Regions from separate parts of the Homo sapiens genome. Here region 2 is linked to region 1. A link is a loop called in an ENCODE intact Hi-C map of the cell type or tissue named here. Cell type or tissue: Caco-2. All regions are shown on one strand. Each heading gives the region's core, and the rest is flanking DNA. Links, peaks and the distances in the headings are about the cores only.

Region 1 (9,367 bases), core at 933-8,932:
CTCAGGGCTGGTGTGAGAGGGAAGAATGCAATAGGCAGATTAGCCCGGGCACCCTGGGAAACCCTGCAAGGAAAGCACCACTCAGCCATGCCCCCTTTCTCTCCTCCTCCAAGGTCCCTCTGTGTGCCTGTGCCCTCTGTGCCACCAGGGAGTGCCTATACATCCTGTCCAGCCACGACATTGAGCAGCACGCCCCCTATCGCCACCTGCCAGCCAGCAGGGTGGTGGGGACTCCTGAGCCCAGCCTGGGGGCCAGAGCACCCCAGGACCCCGGGGGGATGGCCCAGGCCTGCGAGGAGTACCTCAGCCAGATCCACAGTTGCCAAACGTTGCAGGACCGCACGGAGAAGATGAAGGAGATCGTAGGGTGGATGCCCCTGATGGCCGCACAGAAGGACTTCTTCTGGGAGGCCCTGGACATGCTGCAGAGGGCTGAAGGAGGCGGGGGTGGTGTAGGGCCCCCAGCCCCTGAGACCTAATCCCCCTCATGCTAGCCTAGTCCCTGGAGGAGGGAGTCCGGCCCCAGGCCAGGGACTAAGGAGCAATGACCATTGTGCACATGCGTGTGGGAAGGGGTTGCTAGGGGGTGGGGACGGCTAACCAGGGTAAGAATGTTCAGGGGGCTGCCCAGGAGGGGCCCCCAACCTGACTATCATGGACAAGAGATTTGATGGATAGAATAAAAGGCTGCAGCGAGGCCTGGTGTGGAAGCCTTGGGGGCTGGGAGGGACAGGGGCAGGGATGGGGTGGGTGGGTGCCCGGCTTGGTGGGTGCAGGAGGGCAGGAGCCCAGGCAGGGGCAGGCAGCACAAGCAGCTCCAGGTCTCAGGTGCAGCAGAGCTGATGCTGCCTGAACCCTTCACATTGTTGTCCACTCCCTGCTCCCAAGAGCACACCTGGTCGTTTGGACTGGGAAGTTCTGGCCCTACCTTCTGGAACAACTCTATGCACAGATGCTCTTGGCTACCCCACTGGGATCCCCTGCCCACTAGACTTGTCCCCATCCTGAGGCAGCCTGTTCCTCCTGACCCCCGAAAGCTTCCCACCCATCTCCCTTCGGCCTGAAGCCAGCCCCCCTCCTCTCTCCCTTCTGTTTACCTCCCAGGTTTGGGCTCTATTTTCTACTCCTTCCACCTCTTCCTGAGTAACAAGGACACTCCCTTCATCCACACCCCATGCCTCCTGCCTTGCTTCCTGTACCTTCAAGTAGTTGGAAGAGGTCATGGGTGAGAATTCCTTCTCCTTGGCCTAGTCTGGCCCAGGTCTGGAGAGAAGGCAATGGAGATGTGAAGTGGAGGCCAGGTGTGGTGGCTACGCCTATAATCCCAGCACTTTGGGAGTCCGAGGTGGGCGGATCACCTGAGGCTAGGAATTTGAGACCAGCCTGGACAGCATGCTGAAACCCTGCCTCTACTAAAAATACAAAAATTAGCCAGGTGTGGAGGCATGCACCTGCAGTCCCAGCTACTCGGGAGGCTAAGGCACAAGAATTGCTTGAACCCGGGAGGCGGAGGTTGCAGTGAGCAGAGATCGCGCCACTGCACTCCAGCCTGGGTCACAGAATGAGACTCTGTCTCAAAAAAAAAAAAAAAAAAAAAAAGAAATTGAAGTGGAAAATGAGCTGGCAGGGGTGGTCAGGCAGGGGGTGAGCAATGAGGGCTCCTGAGCTGAGGAAGCAGGGGCGGGGGGAGGATGGGGGCTAGGGAGTCCTCAGAAGTTCCCGGAGATACTCCCTCACTGGACAGAGTGGGGTTCCCGATGACGTTACTTGAGGCCTGGGAGACGGCCTCTGCCCCTCACTGCTCCTCCCCCTCCTAAGGTCAACATTTATGTGTCCTAGACCTAGAGAGGTCCCAGGACACGCCACTGTCCCGCCTTCCCCATTGCCCGCCCCACTGGCCAGTCCCCACGCCCACACACCCAAGGCTGCCCCATCTGGCGCTGATTATCCTGCTGCTGCCGCCACCGCTGCTGCTGCTCTGCAAAATTCAGCTGCTGCCTCTGTCTTGAGGACCCCAGCGCCTTTCCCCCGGGGCCATGCTGCCTGCAGCCACAGCCTCCCTCCTGGGGCCCCTCCTCACTGCCTGCGCCCTGCTGCCTTTTGCCCAGGGCCAGACCCCCAACTACACCAGGTAGGTCTCTTGGCATCTTCCAGACAGCTCCAGTGAACTTCAGACCCCCGATTCCTTTGGGGTTATGCCTGGAGATATTTTGGGTTCCCTTGCTGACACACCACTCCCCAGATTCCCCACCGCCTCACCCTTCTCTGGCCCCCAAATCCTCCCCATCTGCTGCAAGACCTTGGTCTCCTGCAGGCCACCACTGCTCCCATTCCCCCACCTTCGTCCTCTGGTCTCTTAAGTCTCCCCACCCACCCAGATCCTTGACCCCCCATAGAACCCAAGAGAGAGCCAAGCTCCTGAACTTGCCTGGTAGCTGGATTCCAGGAAGGAATTCGAGAGGGATTGTAGGGGGAGGAGGGGGCAGTGAGTGGAGACTTGGGAGTCAGAATCTGAAGTAGTTTGGAACAGGGGCAGGGCTAAGGTGTGGAGCTCGCGGAGCCTGGCCTCCAGGTTCAATCAGAGGGCCATCGCCACTGCAGCTCCCTCCATCTCTCCACCCCCTCCCCCCCACCGCCTCGTGGCTGTGTCCACATCTGGAAGTAGTTAGGCGGCTCCTGTCCCTGGACTGCCAGGCAGAGTGAGGCGGGAGTCTGGAAGGGGGGCCGAGGAGGATTCCGGGAATTCCTGTTGGGGTGGGGGTGGGGACTCTTGGGGTTGGAGGGATGGTCGAGTTGCCAGGCCCACTTTTCCCTTATCTTTGTGGGAGTCTGGGACACCCCAGCCCTGTCCTGGCTGGTGGAAGCTGCCCCAGGTCTCTCAAGGCCTTTCCATTTCATCCCCCAGCTTCCCTCCTTGGAGTTTCATCCTCATCACCTCATCCCCATCTTGCCAGTGCTCCCCCGTCCCACCCGTCCCTGCTCTTTCCTGACCCCTTTTCTGTTCTCCAGACCCGTGTTCCTGTGCGGAGGGGATGTGAAGGGGGAATCAGGTTACGTGGCAAGTGAGGGGTTCCCCAACCTCTACCCCCCTAATAAGGAGTGCATCTGGACCATAACGGTGAGAAACCCCTCTGGGCACTACCCCTTGTTAAAGTCTCAGAGGCAAAAAGGCCTGACTGCGAAGGGACCCCCCCCCCGTCCCCCCCGCACCACCTTCTCAACCTGGGGCAGCTCCAAGTGTCTTCCCTCTGTCACTGAAGGCATCATTCCCACCGTAACACGCATCATCTTAACCCTTCCCTCAAATCTTCATTCTCCAGTCCCCGGCCCTCCCTCCTCTTCCAAAGCCTCAGCTCTTGTCCCCTGCACAGGCTACCAGCAGAGCTGCAGAGACCAGGCCCTCTGCTCTGCACTCACATGGAGGCCCCTTCCCATTCAGTCCGTTTCTGCAAGAAACGCTTGGGGCAGGGGAGCTGCCCTCTGGCTGGGTTGTGTGGGGCCTGACTCTGTGGGTCCCCGCCTCTGTCCCCGCTATCAGGTCCCCGAGGGCCAGACTGTGTCCCTCTCATTCCGAGTCTTCGACCTGGAGCTGCACCCCGCCTGCCGCTACGATGCTCTGGAGGTCTTCGCTGGGTCTGGGACTTCCGGCCAGCGGCTCGGACGCTTTTGTGGGACCTTCCGGCCTGCGCCCCTAGTCGCCCCCGGCAACCAGGTGACCCTGAGGATGACGACGGATGAGGGCACAGGAGGACGAGGCTTCCTGCTCTGGTACAGCGGGCGGGCCACCTCGGGCACTGGTGAGAACTCCCTCACCTCCGCCTTCCCCCCCTCCAGGCCCCGCCCCGGCCGCAGCCCCGCCCCCAGCCCTAACCTCCGCCCCGCCCACCCCGCGCCCCAGTGCCTAGGGCCCCCTACCTCCCTGACCCATTTTCCTCACTAACCGCCCCTTCAGTCCCTCCTCCCCGTCTTCTCTCCCCTCCTCCCGCACCCACCCATCCCTCTTCCAGGGCCCCCCCCAGGCGCGAGGCGGAAATGGGTCACCGACCCGCGGGTGGAATGGGCGGCCTGGGGTTACTGGGACGGTGAGTAACTGCCGGCCCCCGTCCGCAATCGGGCTCCCTCCGTCGGGCGCGAGGGGGCACCCCAGGGCTGGGGGGACTAGGTTCCTCCAACCCCGGGGGGCCCCTACACCCAGCCCTGGGCTCCCGATTGCGGTCCCATCACCCCCTCCTGGCGGCAGAAGTCTCCCTTGCAATGTTTCAGGCGGGGACCTCCCTAAAGGGGTCCTCGGGGGCTGTGCCCCAAGTCGAGGACACCCTCTCCAGCCTGAAAGGGGACTCTGCTGCAGGGCCGGGGAGATGGGATCTCCTAGGGGAAGAGGCGCGGTGCGGCCGCGGGTCGGGGAGGGGCCAGAAGGGGGCGTCCAGCCAGTTCCTCCTCCCGCTTCCACCGCCCGCCAGTGCGCCCTGCGGCCCCAGACTTCCCCGAGCCGCGCTCCTCCCGGCCGCTCTCTGTTAACCTGCCCCCATCTTACCTCCCCTTCTTCTCGTCCCCTCATCCTGAGCCCCAGACATCCGAGCTGCCTGCCGGGGCTCCCAGCCTAGAGTTCTCCTGAAGCTGACCGAGGGTCTCCACCGCCCCCCACCCCCGCTCCTCTCTCCCCTCCCCAGAGCACCAATTTTGCGGGGGGCGGCTGGAGAAGGCCCAGGGAACCCTGACCACGCCCAACTGGCCCGAGTCCGATTACCCCCCGGGCATCAGCTGTTCCTGGCACATCATCGCGCCCCCGGACCAGGTACCGACCCTCCTCCCCGGGCTGCCCTAGGGGACCCAGGCGGCGCCCTCCAGCTTGCAGCCAGCAGAGATTTATTGAAGATCTGCTGTGTCCCGAGCACTGCGCTTGCGCTGGTGGGCACCCAAAACAGCCCCAACCCCTGCATGCACGCAAACAAAAATGTAAAAATTACAACTGAGACAAGTCTCAGGAGAGCGAGGTACAGGGTCCTGGTATAACACGCGGGCCTGTCACTTGTGAGTGCGCCAGGACTTGACCTTGCCAACCACGACGACCGACACCCCTGCAGGGTCCCATGGGTGTGTGTGGTCCTCCGTGCTGTGGTGTGAACGCCTTCAGGAGGGGGGCCCAGAGGACGCGGGAGGTGGGAGTGGGAGCTGCTGCAGGCACCCAGTAGGAGATGAGGTGCAGGCGCCCAGGGGTGTCCCGCCGCGCAGTCCCCGCCTCCGCCCGCCGCCAGGTCATCGCGCTGACCTTCGAGAAGTTTGACCTGGAGCCGGACACCTACTGCCGCTATGACTCGGTCAGCGTGTTCAACGGAGCCGTGAGCGACGACTCCCGGAGGCTGGGGAAGTTCTGCGGCGACGCAGTCCCGGGGTGAGGGGCGGGACCTGGGCGAGTCCGGGAGAGAGTCGGCGGACCGCACGCACGCGGCTGTTTGGAGGGGCGGGGTTCAGCTAAAGGGACGGGATCTGAACCCCAGGGCTCCAAACCGGCGAGGGGAGCAGGTTGGAGGCCAGGCAAAGAGGAGATTTGGCCCCGGGTCTGGGGTCCGCGGATAGAGAGGCGACTGGGGCTCTGCGAAGTTGGGACGAAGTTAAAAGGCCACCTGGCCAGGGGTAGTGGCTCATGCCTGTAATCATAGCACTTTGGGAGGCTGAAGCGGGAGGATCACCTGAGCTTAGGAATTCGAGACCAGCCTGGGCAACATGGCGCAACCTTGTCTGTACCAAAAATACAAAATAATTAGCTGGGCATGGTGGCGTGCCTGTAGTCCCAGCAACTTGCGGGGCTGAGGCAGGAGGATTACTTGAACCCAGAAGGTCAAGGCTGCAGTAAGCCTAGATGGAGCCACTGCACTCAAGCCTGGGAGACAAAGTGAGACCCTGTCTCAAACAAACAAAAAAGGTCATGGGGCTGAGAAGAGTGTGGTGCACGCCCGCCCTGACACTTCCCCCAATGCTCGGTGGCCACCTGCAGCTCCATCTCCTCCGAAGGGAATGAACTCCTCGTCCAGTTCGTCTCAGATCTCAGTGTCACCGCTGATGGCTTCTCAGCCTCCTACAAGACCCTGCCGCGGGGCACTGCCAAAGAAGGGCAAGGGCCCGGCCCCAAACGGGGAACTGAGCCTAAAGTCAAGCTGCCCCCCAAGTCCCAACCTCCGGAGAAAACAGAGGAATCTCCTTCAGCCCCTGGTGAGTCTGGGATAGGGGAGGAAGGGGAAACAGACTGAAGGGGGCCATTTCAAAAAGTTCTGACCTGGGCTGTGGCTCACACCTGTAATCCCAGCATTTTGGGAGGTCCAGACAGCAGGATCGCTTAAGCCTAGGAGTTTACCATAGCAAGACCCTGTCTTTTCAAAAATAAAAAATTAGGCTGGGCTGGTGGCTCACGCCTGTAATCCCAGCACTTTGGGAGGCCAAGGCAGGCAGATCACCTGAGGTCAGGAGTTCAAGACCACCCCGGCTAACATGGCAACACCACATCTCTACTAAAAATACAAAAATTAGCCAGGTGTGGTGGTACACACCTGTAATCCCAGCTACTCGGGAGGCTGAGGCAGGAGAGTCGCTTGAACCTGGGAGGTGGAGATTGTAGTGAGCCGAGATTGTGCCACTGCACTCCAACTTGGGTTACAGAGTGAGATTCTGTCTCAAAAAAAAAAAAAAAACTTAGCCAGGCGTGTGGTCATAGCTACTCCGGAGGCTGAGGTGGGAGGATTGCTTGAGCTGGGAAGGTCGAGGCTTCAGTGAGCCATGACTGTGCCGCTACACTCCAGCCTGGGCAACAGAGCAAAACTCCATCTTAAACAAACAAAAAAGTTCTTCCTTGGCTACATTCACTCATTGATTCATCTGGTACTCACTGGTGCCTCCTTCCTGCCGATGACCCCTACTGGGTGCTAGGACCGGAAGCCTGACAGAGCTCTGAACAGTTCAAGTCAATGAGGCTGTTATGGGGACAGTGCTCCCTCCTACCTGCTGAGCAGGTCACCCTCCACCCTCCTCCCTCCTAGATGCACCCACCTGCCCAAAGCAGTGCCGCCGGACAGGCACCTTGCAGAGCAACTTCTGTGCCAGCAGCCTTGGTAAGAATACCCCCAACCCCATTCCAGCTCCTCGAACCACCTCCTGCTTCTGTTTCCAGTCCTGCCATCTGGAACCTCCCATCTCCTCATCTCTCACTCCCATTCTCCCACAGTGGTGACTGCGACAGTGAAGTCCATGGTTCGGGAGCCAGGGGAGGGCCTTGCCGTGACTGTCAGTCTTATTGGTGCTTATAAAACTGGAGGACTGGACCTGCCTTCTCCACCCACTGGTGCCTCCCTGAAGTTTTACGTGCCTTGCAAGCAGTGCCCCCCCATGAAGAAAGGTAACAGAGATGTGGGGAAATGGGGATGGGTCAAGCTAAGCCACACAGAAATGATCAAGGTGTGGAATCTTGAGACCTGCTGACAGGTCTCAAGAATAAGAGATCTCAACCCCTCCCTCCTTCTTCCAGGAGTCAGTTATCTGCTGATGGGCCAGGTAGAAGAGAACAGAGGCCCCGTCCTTCCTCCAGAGAGCTTTGTGGTTCTCCACCGGCCCAACCAGGACCAGATCCTCACCAACCTAAGCAAGAGGAAGTGCCCCTCTCAACCTGTGCGGGCTGCTGCGTCCCAGGACTGAGACGCAGGCCAGCCCCGGCCCCTAGCCCTCAGGCCTTCTTTCTTATCCAAATAAATGTTTCTTAATGAGGAATGGGTCAGATCTCCATGCTTATGGTATTGGGGTCCATCTTGAGGATTTCTTTTCATTAATTAATTAACTCAACACATATTTACTATACAGAATAATCGTTTAAGAATGTGGCCAGGGGTGGCTGCTCACAGCTGTAATCCCAGCACTATGGGAGGCTGAGTCAGGAGGATTGCTGAGGCCAAGAGTTTAAGACCAGCCTGGGCAACATGGCAAAACCCCCTCTCCACAAAAAAAAATACAAAAATTAGCCAGGCGTGGTGGTGCACACCTGTAGTCCCAGCTACTCAGGTTGAGGTGTGAGGATCGCTTGATCCCGGGGAGGTAAGACTGCGGTGAGCTGTGACTATGCCACTGTACTCCACCTGGGGGAACACAGTGAGACCCTGTCTCAAAAAAAAAAAAAAGAATGTAAGTCACAGGCCAGGTGCAGTGGCTGATGCCTGTAATCCCAGCACTTTGAGAGGCTAAGGTGGGAGGATCACTTGAGGTCAGAAGTTTGAGATCAGTCTGGGCAACATGGCCAGATTCTGTCTTTACAAAAAATAATTAGCTGGGCATGGTGGTACTCATCTGTGGTCCCAGCTACTCAGGAGGCTGATGTGGGAGGCTTGCTTGAGCCCAGGACTCTGAGGCTGCAGTGAGCTATGATCACACCACTGTACTCCAGCCTGGGCAAAAGAGTAAGACTCTGTCTCTAAAAAAGTAAAAAGAAAAGATGTCATGTCTTGGCGGGGCGCGGTGGCTCATGCCTGTAATCCCAGCACTTTGAGACGCCAAGGCAGGCAGATTACTTGAGGTCAGGAGTTTGAGACCAGCCTGGCCAACATGGTGAAACCCCGTCTCTACTAAAAATACAAAAAAATTAGCTGGGCGTGGTGGCGGGCACCTGTTACTCAGGAGGCTGAGGCAAAAGAATTGCTTGAACTCAAGAGGTGGAGATTGCAGTGAGCTGAGATTGTGCCACTGCACTTCAGCCTGGGCAACAGAGTGAGACTCCGTCTGAAAAAAATAACATAAAATAAAAAAGAAAAGAAAATATGTCACATCTTTTTTTTTTTTTTTTTTTTTTTTTTTTTTTTTTTGAGACGGAGTTTCACTCTTGTTGCCCAGGCTGGGGTGCAATGGCGCAATCTCGGCTCACTGCAAACTCCGCCTCCTGGGTTCAAATGATTCTCCTGCCTCAGCCTCCCGATTAGCTGGAATTACAGGTGCGCACCACCACACCCAGCTAATTTTGTATTTTTAGTAGAGATGGGGTTTCTCCATGTTGGTCATGCTGCTCTCGAACTCCCAATCTCAGGTGATGCACACCCCTTGGCCTCCCAAAGTGCTGGGATTGCAGGCGTGAGCCACCATGCCCGGCCGATTATGTCACATCTTGTCCCTCCTTTACTCAAAACTTTCCTGTAGTTTCCTAAGTCTTACCAAGGGTTCAAGGCCCTATATCATCTGCATTCTCTCTCCTGCCTCGTAGCTTCATGTCTATTATCTCCTATGTATCATCTGTTCCAGTCACATTGGCAACTTCAGTTTGTTGCCCATTTCTTTTTTTTTTTTTTTTTTTTTGAGATGGAGTCTCGCTCTGTCACCCAGGCTGGAGCACAGTGGCATG
Region 2 (9,166 bases), core at 1-8,000, 120 kb after region 1:
AGCTGGGGGTGGGGTGTGCACACGGCAGCAGGATTGAATGAAGGCCAGGGAGGCAGCACCTGAGTGCTTGCATGGTTGGGGACAGGAAGGACGAGCTGGGGCAGAGACGTGGGGATGAAGGAAGCTGTCCTTCCACAGCCACCCTTCTCCCTCCCCGCCTGACTCTCAGCCTGGCTATCTGTTCTAGAATGTCCTGCCTGGCTGTGGCTTCTCCTGTCCCTGCTGTCGCTCCCTCTGGGCCTCCCAGTCCTGGGCGCCCCACCACGCCTCATCTGTGACAGCCGAGTCCTGGAGAGGTACCTCTTGGAGGCCAAGGAGGCCGAGAATATCACGGTGAGACCCCTTCCCCAGCACATTCCACAGAACTCACGCTCAGGGCTTCAGGGAACTCCTCCCAGATCCAGGAACCTGGCACTTGGTTTGGGGTGGAGTTGGGAAGCTAGACACTGCCCCCCTACATAAGAATAAGTCTGGTGGCCCCAAACCATACCTGGAAACTAGGCAAGGAGCAAAGCCAGCAGATCCTACGGCCTGTGGGCCAGGGCCAGAGCCTTCAGGGACCCTTGACTCCCCGGGCTGTGTGCATTTCAGACGGGCTGTGCTGAACACTGCAGCTTGAATGAGAATATCACTGTCCCAGACACCAAAGTTAATTTCTATGCCTGGAAGAGGATGGAGGTGAGTTCCTTTTTTTTTTTTTTTCCTTTCTTTTGGAGAATCTCATTTGCGAGCCTGATTTTGGATGAAAGGGAGAATGATCGAGGGAAAGGTAAAATGGAGCAGCAGAGATGAGGCTGCCTGGGCGCAGAGGCTCACGTCTATAATCCCAGGCTGAGATGGCCGAGATGGGAGAATTGCTTGAGCCCTGGAGTTTCAGACCAACCTAGGCAGCATAGTGAGATCCCCCATCTCTACAAACATTTAAAAAAATTAGTCAGGTGAGGTGGTGCATGGTGGTAGTCCCAGATATTTGGAAGGCTGAGGCGGGAGGATCGCTTGAGCCCAGGAATTTGAGGCTGCAGTGAGCTGTGATCACACCACTGCACTCCAGCCTCAGTGACAGAGTGAGGCCCTGTCTCAAAAAAGAAAAGAAAAAAGAAAAATAATGAGGGCTGTATGGAATACATTCATTATTCATTCACTCACTCACTCACTCACTCATTCATTCATTCATTCATTCAACAAGTCTTATTGCATACCTTCTGTTTGCTCAGCTTGGTGCTTGGGGCTGCTGAGGGGCAGGAGGGAGAGGGTGACATGGGTCAGCTGACTCCCAGAGTCCACTCCCTGTAGGTCGGGCAGCAGGCCGTAGAAGTCTGGCAGGGCCTGGCCCTGCTGTCGGAAGCTGTCCTGCGGGGCCAGGCCCTGTTGGTCAACTCTTCCCAGCCGTGGGAGCCCCTGCAGCTGCATGTGGATAAAGCCGTCAGTGGCCTTCGCAGCCTCACCACTCTGCTTCGGGCTCTGGGAGCCCAGGTGAGTAGGAGCGGACACTTCTGCTTGCCCTTTCTGTAAGAAGGGGAGAAGGGTCTTGCTAAGGAGTACAGGAACTGTCCGTATTCCTTCCCTTTCTGTGGCACTGCAGCGACCTCCTGTTTTCTCCTTGGCAGAAGGAAGCCATCTCCCCTCCAGATGCGGCCTCAGCTGCTCCACTCCGAACAATCACTGCTGACACTTTCCGCAAACTCTTCCGAGTCTACTCCAATTTCCTCCGGGGAAAGCTGAAGCTGTACACAGGGGAGGCCTGCAGGACAGGGGACAGATGACCAGGTGTGTCCACCTGGGCATATCCACCACCTCCCTCACCAACATTGCTTGTGCCACACCCTCCCCCGCCACTCCTGAACCCCGTCGAGGGGCTCTCAGCTCAGCGCCAGCCTGTCCCATGGACACTCCAGTGCCAGCAATGACATCTCAGGGGCCAGAGGAACTGTCCAGAGAGCAACTCTGAGATCTAAGGATGTCACAGGGCCAACTTGAGGGCCCAGAGCAGGAAGCATTCAGAGAGCAGCTTTAAACTCAGGGACAGAGCCATGCTGGGAAGACGCCTGAGCTCACTCGGCACCCTGCAAAATTTGATGCCAGGACACGCTTTGGAGGCGATTTACCTGTTTTCGCACCTACCATCAGGGACAGGATGACCTGGATAACTTAGGTGGCAAGCTGTGACTTCTCCAGGTCTCACGGGCATGGGCACTCCCTTGGTGGCAAGAGCCCCCTTGACACCGGGGTGGTGGGAACCATGAAGACAGGATGGGGGCTGGCCTCTGGCTCTCATGGGGTCCAAGTTTTGTGTATTCTTCAACCTCATTGACAAGAACTGAAACCACCAATATGACTCTTGGCTTTTCTGTTTTCTGGGAACCTCCAAATCCCCTGGCTCTGTCCCACTCCTGGCAGCAGTGCAGCAGGTCCAGGTCCGGGAAACGAGGGGTGGAGGGGGCTGGGCCCTACGTGCTGTCTCACACAGCCTGTCTGACCTCTCGACCCTACCGGGCCTGAGGCCACAAGCTCTGCCTACGCTGGTCAATAAGGTGGCTCCATTCAAGGCCTCACCGCAGTAAGGCAGCTGCCAACCCTGCCCAGGGCAAGGCTGCAGTGCGCTGAGATTGTCATCAAGGAGAGGGAGGCCAGAGGACGGGTCCTTTTGGGAGTTTTGGGGGCTGGTAACAGCTGCCAACCCTGGTCACTGGCCCTTGTTAATTTCTGCCTCTTCTTTGGTCTCTTCGGCTGATGCCACACTCCCAGCATCAGCCTTCCGCCTCAATGCACATCCTCGCTAAGTCCAGCTGCCTCCTTTACTCACCTGGGGACTGTCACCATGAATACTCGCCTCTGAAATTCACAAAAGGGGCGGTACACACAGGTGCGGTTGGAGCCACCTCTATAAACAGCATCTGCTCGGGGACAAGGGCCACTCTAGGTGGTCCATTTATATATTTGTGATTTTGTTTGTTTGTTTGTTTTTAGTGACAGTGTCTTGCTCTGTTGCCCAGGCTGGAGTGCAGTGGTGCAATCATGGGTCACTGCAGCCTCAAACTCCTGGGCTCAAGCAATCCTCTAGTCCCAGCCTCATGAGTAGATGTGACTAAAGGCATGCATCGCCATGCCCTGCTAATTTTTAAATTATTTTTATCTTATTTTTTTTAGAGATGGGGTCTTGCTATGTTGCCCAGGCTGGTCTCAAACTCTGGGTTCAAGTGATCCTCCCTCCTTAGCCTCCCAAAGTGCTGGGATTATAGGTGTGAGCCATTGCGCCTGGTTTATTCCTTCTACCTAATCCCTACCTGCTCCTTTACTCCCCTGGGGTGGGGGACATGGAACAAATGAACTCTACTTCCACTCTTGATTTCTACTTCTCATTTTCCCCTTTACTCTGACCACAACTTCAGATTCCTTCTCAAAAATAATGCTTCAGCGGGAAAGGACCACTGAGGAGGGACCTGTGCAGACAGCAAAAGCTGTCATAAAACTGTATGGGAGGCCAGGCACGGTGGCTCATGCCTGTAATCCCAGCACTTTGGGAGGCTGAGGTGGGTGGATCATCTGAGGTCAGGTGTTTGAGACCAGCCTGGCCAACGTGGTGAAACCCCATGTCTACTAAAAATACAAAAAATTAGCCGGGTGTGGTGGTGGGCTCCTGTAATCCCAGCTATTCTGGAGGCTGAGGCAGGAGAATCACTGAACCTGGGAGGCGGAGGTTGCAGTGAGCCGAGGTCGTGCCACTGGACTCCAGCCTGGGCGACAAGAGCGAAACTCTGTCTCAAAAACAAAACAAAAACAAACAAACAAAAACAACTGTATGGGACCCCGATCCTGGTTGTTATCCCATATGTGAGGGCCGGTCTTTCTGCTTGTATCATCAACTGTAGAGAAGTCAGCCTGTGTTCCCCTGCACATATGCAAACGGGAGAGAATGTTTTGCAATCCGCAGCAGGAAAAATTACGGGAAGGTTTTGGAGGTTGGAGGGTACTTGACAGGTGTGTAGGGAGCGGGGCGGTAGGTGTGGAGCTGGGATGCGAGGAGTCGCCAAAGGGGAGGACCCAAGAGAATTTTCCCTCTGTTCTAACCGGCTCGTGGGCTACAGTGCCCTCTTCAGGTCTTACTAGGAACTGCTAGAGAAACCTACAAGCGATAGATCCTTAGGGCTCTGACCTTGTACATTTCTTTTCTTTTCTTTTCTTTTCTTTTTTTTCAATGGAGTCTCACTCTGTCACTCAGGCTGGAGTGCAGTGGCGCGATCTCGGCTCACTGCAACCTCCGCCTCCCGGGTTCAAGCGATTCTCCTGCCTCAGCCTCCCGAGTAGCTGGGACTACAGACGCCTGCTAACACACCTGGCTAATTTTTTGTATTTTTAGTAGAGATGGAGTTTCACCAGGTCGACCAGGCTGGTCTCAAACTCCTGAGCTCAGAGGATCCGCCCACCTCGGCCTCCCAAAGTGTTGGGTTTACAGGCGTGAGCCACCGCGCCCGGCTGTGACCTTGTACATTTCAATACACATTTATATTGTGGTTTCCACAGATGGCATTTGATTCTTGCACCAGGAATGCTGTGAGTCAGTAAAGGAGAAATCTCCCTCTTAGGCTGCTGACATCGGAGCTAAGAGGCTTGTTCTTAAGCCGAAGGAATCTGGCTAATAAGAGACTGAGCTAGAACCTGAGCACAGGATTTAGGACTCCTAATCCCAAAGGCTGTCCACCTCTTAGCCTGATTTGTAGTCTAAGGCTCAAACATCTCATCAATGAGCAACCCGCTTTTGCCTCCCTCCTCTCCGTCTGCAGGATTCAGGGTCACTGATCTTATTCCACAACTGTCTTCAGACTTCTCACTGCTTTCAGTTTCTAAAATATAATAAAAAAATAGTAATTTTCAACCAGATGTTGTGGCTCACGCCTGTAATCCCAGCACTTTGGGAGGCTGAGGTGGGAGGATCCCTTGAGCTCAGGAGTTTGAGACCACCCTGGGCAACATAGTGAGACCCCCATCTCTACAAAAAAATTTAAACATTAGCTGGATGTGGTGGCATGCAGCTGTAGTGCCAGCTACTCAGGAGGCTGAGGTGGGAGAATCACTCAAGCCTGGGAGGTTGAGGCTGCAGTGAGCTGTGATCACACCACTGCATTCTAGCCTGGGTGACAGAGCAAGATCCCATCCCCTCCCCCACAAAAAGAGTAGTTATCAAACCTGAACTGTCTGACCACTCCTGGGATGGATGTGAGAGGCAAGTACGTTAGAAACATTTAAAACATTTATTCCAAGTTTATAGAATGGCTACTGTGAACCAAGCCTTTGCACTAAGTGCTAGGAGACATGAAATGACACTCATAGCCCAGTGGCCAGTGGGCAGCCTCCTGGGGGCAAAAAAAGGCACACATTAATTCATTTTATTTTATTTATTTATTTTTTGAGACAGGGTCTTGTTGTGTCACCCAGGCTGGAGGGCAGTGGCACAATCTCAGCTCACTGCAACCTCCACCTCCTGGGTTCAAGCAATTCTTGTGCCTCAGCCTCCCGAGTAGCTGGGATTACAGGCACATGCCACCACACCCGGCTAGTTTGTGTGTGTGTGTTTGTGTTTTTTTGTTTGTTTGTTTTTGTTTTGTTTTTTGGTAGAGATGGGGTTTCTCCATGTTGGCCAGCCTGGTCTCGAACTCCTGATCTCAGGTGATCCACTCATCAGTCTCCCAAAATGCTGGGATTACATGCATGAGCCACTGCACCTGGCCTTGACGCACATTAATTCAGACGTAGTCATTTTGGTATGGGACTGAGTGCTAAGCTGTGCAATGCCAAGAGGCCGGGGAAGGGAAGAACCACAGGATTTAGAAGAACTAAGCGAGGCCCAGAGTCTGTGCTGAGAGGCAGATTCCCAAGGAGGGTGTTGCCAGATTTCAGAGGTTCTTCGAGTGCAGGCCAGGAAAGGAACTTTCCTCTGAACTGTGATCATGGTTATAATTAACAACACATTCAATCTGTGGCATCTGCATGCTGCGATTCTCACCCGAACTCCACGAAGCAGGAATACAATGAGTATCATCCCCATTTGTCAGATGGGGAACTAAGTTCTGCTGGAAAGTGACAGAGCCAACACTTTTGACTTTCTGGTGGGGACAGGAGCCAGCAAAGCCTAGTTCTGAGTCAAGGGGTTACATAATTGTTTAAAGATGATGCCTTCTGTTTGTAGAGAGCTTGGCTATTTACATGAAAAGCATGTGATTTCCTGGCATGCTTTTCATTTGCTCTCCTAACGCCAAGAGGAAGGCAGGGATGATGGAGGGTCCCCATTTTGCAGAGGAGGAAACTGAGGCCCAAAGAGATTATGGGCCTTGCCCAGGTCATAAAACACGGAGATGGGGCTGGACGAAGTGGCTCATACTAGTAATCCCAGCACTTTGGGAGACTGAGGCAGGAGGAGGGCTTGAGCACAAGAGTTCCAGACTGGCCCCAGAAACATAGGGAGACCCTGTCTCTAAAAAAAATTTTAAAGCAGTGGGGCATGATGGTGTGCACCTGTAGGCCCAGCAGAAGCAGGAGGGATCACTTGAACCCAGGGATTTGAGACTGCATTGAGCTATGATTGCAGCGCTGCACTCCAGCCAGGGTGACAGAGCAAGACCCTGGCTCAAAAGAGAGAAAAAAAAAAAGTCCGGGTGTGGTAGCTCAAGTCTGTAATCCCTGCACTTTGGGAGGCCAAGGTGGGTGGATCACTTGAGGTCAGGAATTTGAGACCAGCCTGGCCAACATGGTGAAACCCCATCTCTACTAAAATTACAAACATTAGCCAGGTGTGGTGGTGCATGCCTGTAATCCCAGCTACTTGGGAGGCAGAGGCACGAGGATTGCTTGAACCTGGGAGGCAGAGGTTGCAGTGAGCTGAGAGATCGAGTCACTGCACTCCATCTTGAGCAACAAGAGCGAGACTCCGTCTCAAAAAGAAAAAAAAAAGAGAGAGAGAGAGAGTCCCTTTTCTCTCTGACCCAGGATCACCAGGGAGAGGAAAGAGAAGAGATGGAGTGAATGAGACAGCTGTGGTCAGCAAGGCGTGTCCATCTTCCACGACCGACTCCTTCCCATTCAATCCCCTGCCTTGGGATCCTGCTTCTTCCCTGCATAGGCAGAAAGTACCTACCAACTTCCCTTCTTCCCAACTCCCTGCTCTGAGTACTGCGCTAGGAGCCAACTCAGCCACCTCCTGCAGCCCCAGCTCTCCATCTTAACTGCAGCCTCTCGCTCTTGGGTACTCACTGACTCAAATCCTCCCTCTGGGCCCAAGCATCAGGCTGAACAAAGACCTGTCCCTAGTTCACAGGTCACCTAGGATTCTTTTTTTTTTTCTTTGAGATGGGGTTTCGCTCTTGTTGCCCAGGCTGGAGTGCAATGGCGCGATCTCAGCTCACTGCAAACTTTGCCTCCCGGGTTCAAATGATTCTCCTGCCTCAGCCTCCTGAGTAGCTGGGATTACAGGCATGTGCCACCACACCTGGTTAATTTTGTATTTTTAGTACAGACAGGGTTTCTCCGTGTTGGTCAGGCTGGTCTCGAACCCCGACCTCAGGTGATCCACCTGCCTCAACCTCCCAAAGTGCTGGGATTACAGGCGTGAGCCACTGTGCCTGGCCAGTCACCTAGGGTTCTGCTGGAACTACTGAACTGTAGTTCAGTAGGTGATCTTACCACAGTAGGGTTTGTTGCTGGAGTTGCATTAGCTAAACAGGGTCTTTTAGACACTGGAATCTAAGCTGAAGGCTAATAATATTATTTGAAGATGGTGAAAGTTAATTCTACTAAAATTCCATCATAAAACTGTGGCATTGTGAAGGATTGTTGGCAACAAATAAATAGACGATAGTATAGTTTCTCAATTTATGGGAGTCATGGCCAAATGTCTCTAAACTCCCTTCTTTATTTAAGAAAATTGATTATTAAAAATGGCCAGTGGTTCACGCCTGTAATCCCAACACTTTGGGGGGCCAAGGTGGGCGGATCACCTGAGGTCAGGAGTTCGAGACCAGCCTGACCAACATGGTGAAATCCCGTCTCTACTAAAAATAAAAAATTAGCTGGGTGTGGTGGTGCATGCCTGTAATCCCAGCTAGTTGGAAGGTTGAGGCAGGAGAATTGCTTGAACCTGGGAGGCGGAGGTTGCAGTGAGCCAAGATCGTACCATTGCACTCCAGCCTGGGCAACAAGGGCAAAACAAGATAAAAAAAAAATTACGTGACCGGGCGCGGTGATGTACACTTGTAATACCAGCACTGTGGGAGGCCAAGGTGAGAGGATCACTTGAGGCTGGTAGTTTGAGACCAGCCTAGTCAACATAGTGAGATCCCTGTTTCTATAAAAAATTTGCTGGGCTACTAAAAAATAGACTGTAGTTCCAACTACTTGGGAGGCTGAGGTTGTAGTGAGCTATGATTGAGCCACTGAACTCTAACCTGGGTGATAGAGCAAGACACTGTCTCAAAAAAAAAAGTGACTGCCACACATAAATTTCTTTCTTTTATTATTATTATTATTATTATTTTTTGAGACAGAGTCTCACTCTGTCACCCAGGCTGGAGTGCAGTGGTGCGATCTCGGCTCACTGCAACCTACCCCTCCTGGGTTCAAGAGATTCTCCTGCCTCAGCCTCCTGAGTAGCTGGGACTACAGGTGCGCACCACCATGCCCAGCTAATTTTGTATTTTTAGTACATACGGGGTTTCACCATGTTGGCCAGGCTGATCTTGAACTCCTGGCCTCAGGTGATCTGCCCACCTTGGCCTCCCAAAGTGTTGGGATTATAGGTGTGAGCCACTGCACCCAGCCAACATCATAGATTTCTGGCTTTAAAAAAATCTTGGCTGTACTGATTGAGCCTCCTCCCCAATCTTACAGAGGAAGGAACTAAGACACAGAGAGGGTGAGAAAAGTTCCCAAAGACACACAGCAAATTTAGGACTGGGCTCCAGTTCTCTCAAGGGCTTTTCCACAGCCCAAGGTCTCTCACACCTGTTCCCACAGCTGCCAGTCTTGTCAAGGTTGCCAGTCTCTGGGGCGTTGCTGGTTCCTGGCTCCCTAAAATACAGGGCCCAAGGGTCCTCCCCCACTTTCCTGTCCTGCCGTGAGCCCCCCACCCCCACTTCCAGACGGATTGGGAGCTGTGACCCCCAGCTCTGTGGTCCCA

What was found. Hi-C counts contacts between places; a loop is a spot of excess contacts. Peaks named below come from ENCODE experiments on the same cell type or tissue, not always from the same donor. Only the 100,000 strongest peaks of a DNase experiment are listed, where the experiment ranks them.
Region 2: a loop joins it to region 1, with 7 times the contacts of the local background. A loop is called at or near these places in 4 of 110 quality-filtered maps.

The regions. Positions count from the first base shown.
Region 1 is chr7:100,600,421-100,609,787 of GRCh38, forward strand. It overlaps PCOLCE (procollagen C-endopeptidase enhancer), which reads left to right and starts at 1,943. Exons shown (of 9, transcript NM_002593.4): 1 at 1,943-2,131; 2 at 3,010-3,118; 3 at 3,539-3,797; 4 at 4,671-4,795; 5 at 5,256-5,392; 6 at 5,996-6,210; 7 at 7,032-7,103; 8 at 7,217-7,387; 9 at 7,517-7,755. The coding sequence starts at 2,037. The coding sequence ends at 7,683. PCOLCE-AS1 (PCOLCE antisense RNA 1) reads right to left here and starts at 3,618. Exons shown (of 9, transcript NR_038910.1): 1 at 3,418-3,618; 2 at 1,920-2,746; 3 at 1,200-1,263; 4 at 303-432. It overlaps FBXO24 (F-box protein 24), which reads left to right. Exons shown (of 10, transcript NM_033506.3): 10 at 114-697. The coding sequence ends at 479. RefSeq lists enhancers at 3,052-3,844, 5,280-5,349, 5,360-5,449 and silencers at 3,852-4,231, 4,412-4,561. In Caco-2, for the core only: a CTCF peak has its summit at 4,324; DNase peaks (open chromatin) are centred at 2,621, 4,081, 4,411, 5,381 and 2 weaker places; H3K4me3 peaks cover 2,225 bases.
Region 2 is chr7:100,721,371-100,730,536 of GRCh38, forward strand. It overlaps EPO (erythropoietin), which reads left to right. Exons shown (of 5, transcript NM_000799.4): 2 at 188-333; 3 at 592-678; 4 at 1,294-1,473; 5 at 1,608-2,330. The coding sequence ends at 1,763. Among named protein-coding and RNA genes, the nearest start is that of EPO, 5.5 kb to the left of the region's middle. RefSeq lists a silencer at 3,461-3,695 and an enhancer at 3,847-4,026. In Caco-2, for the core only: a CTCF peak has its summit at 4,089 (motif pointing left); DNase peaks (open chromatin) are centred at 6 and 4,041; H3K4me3 peaks cover 139 bases.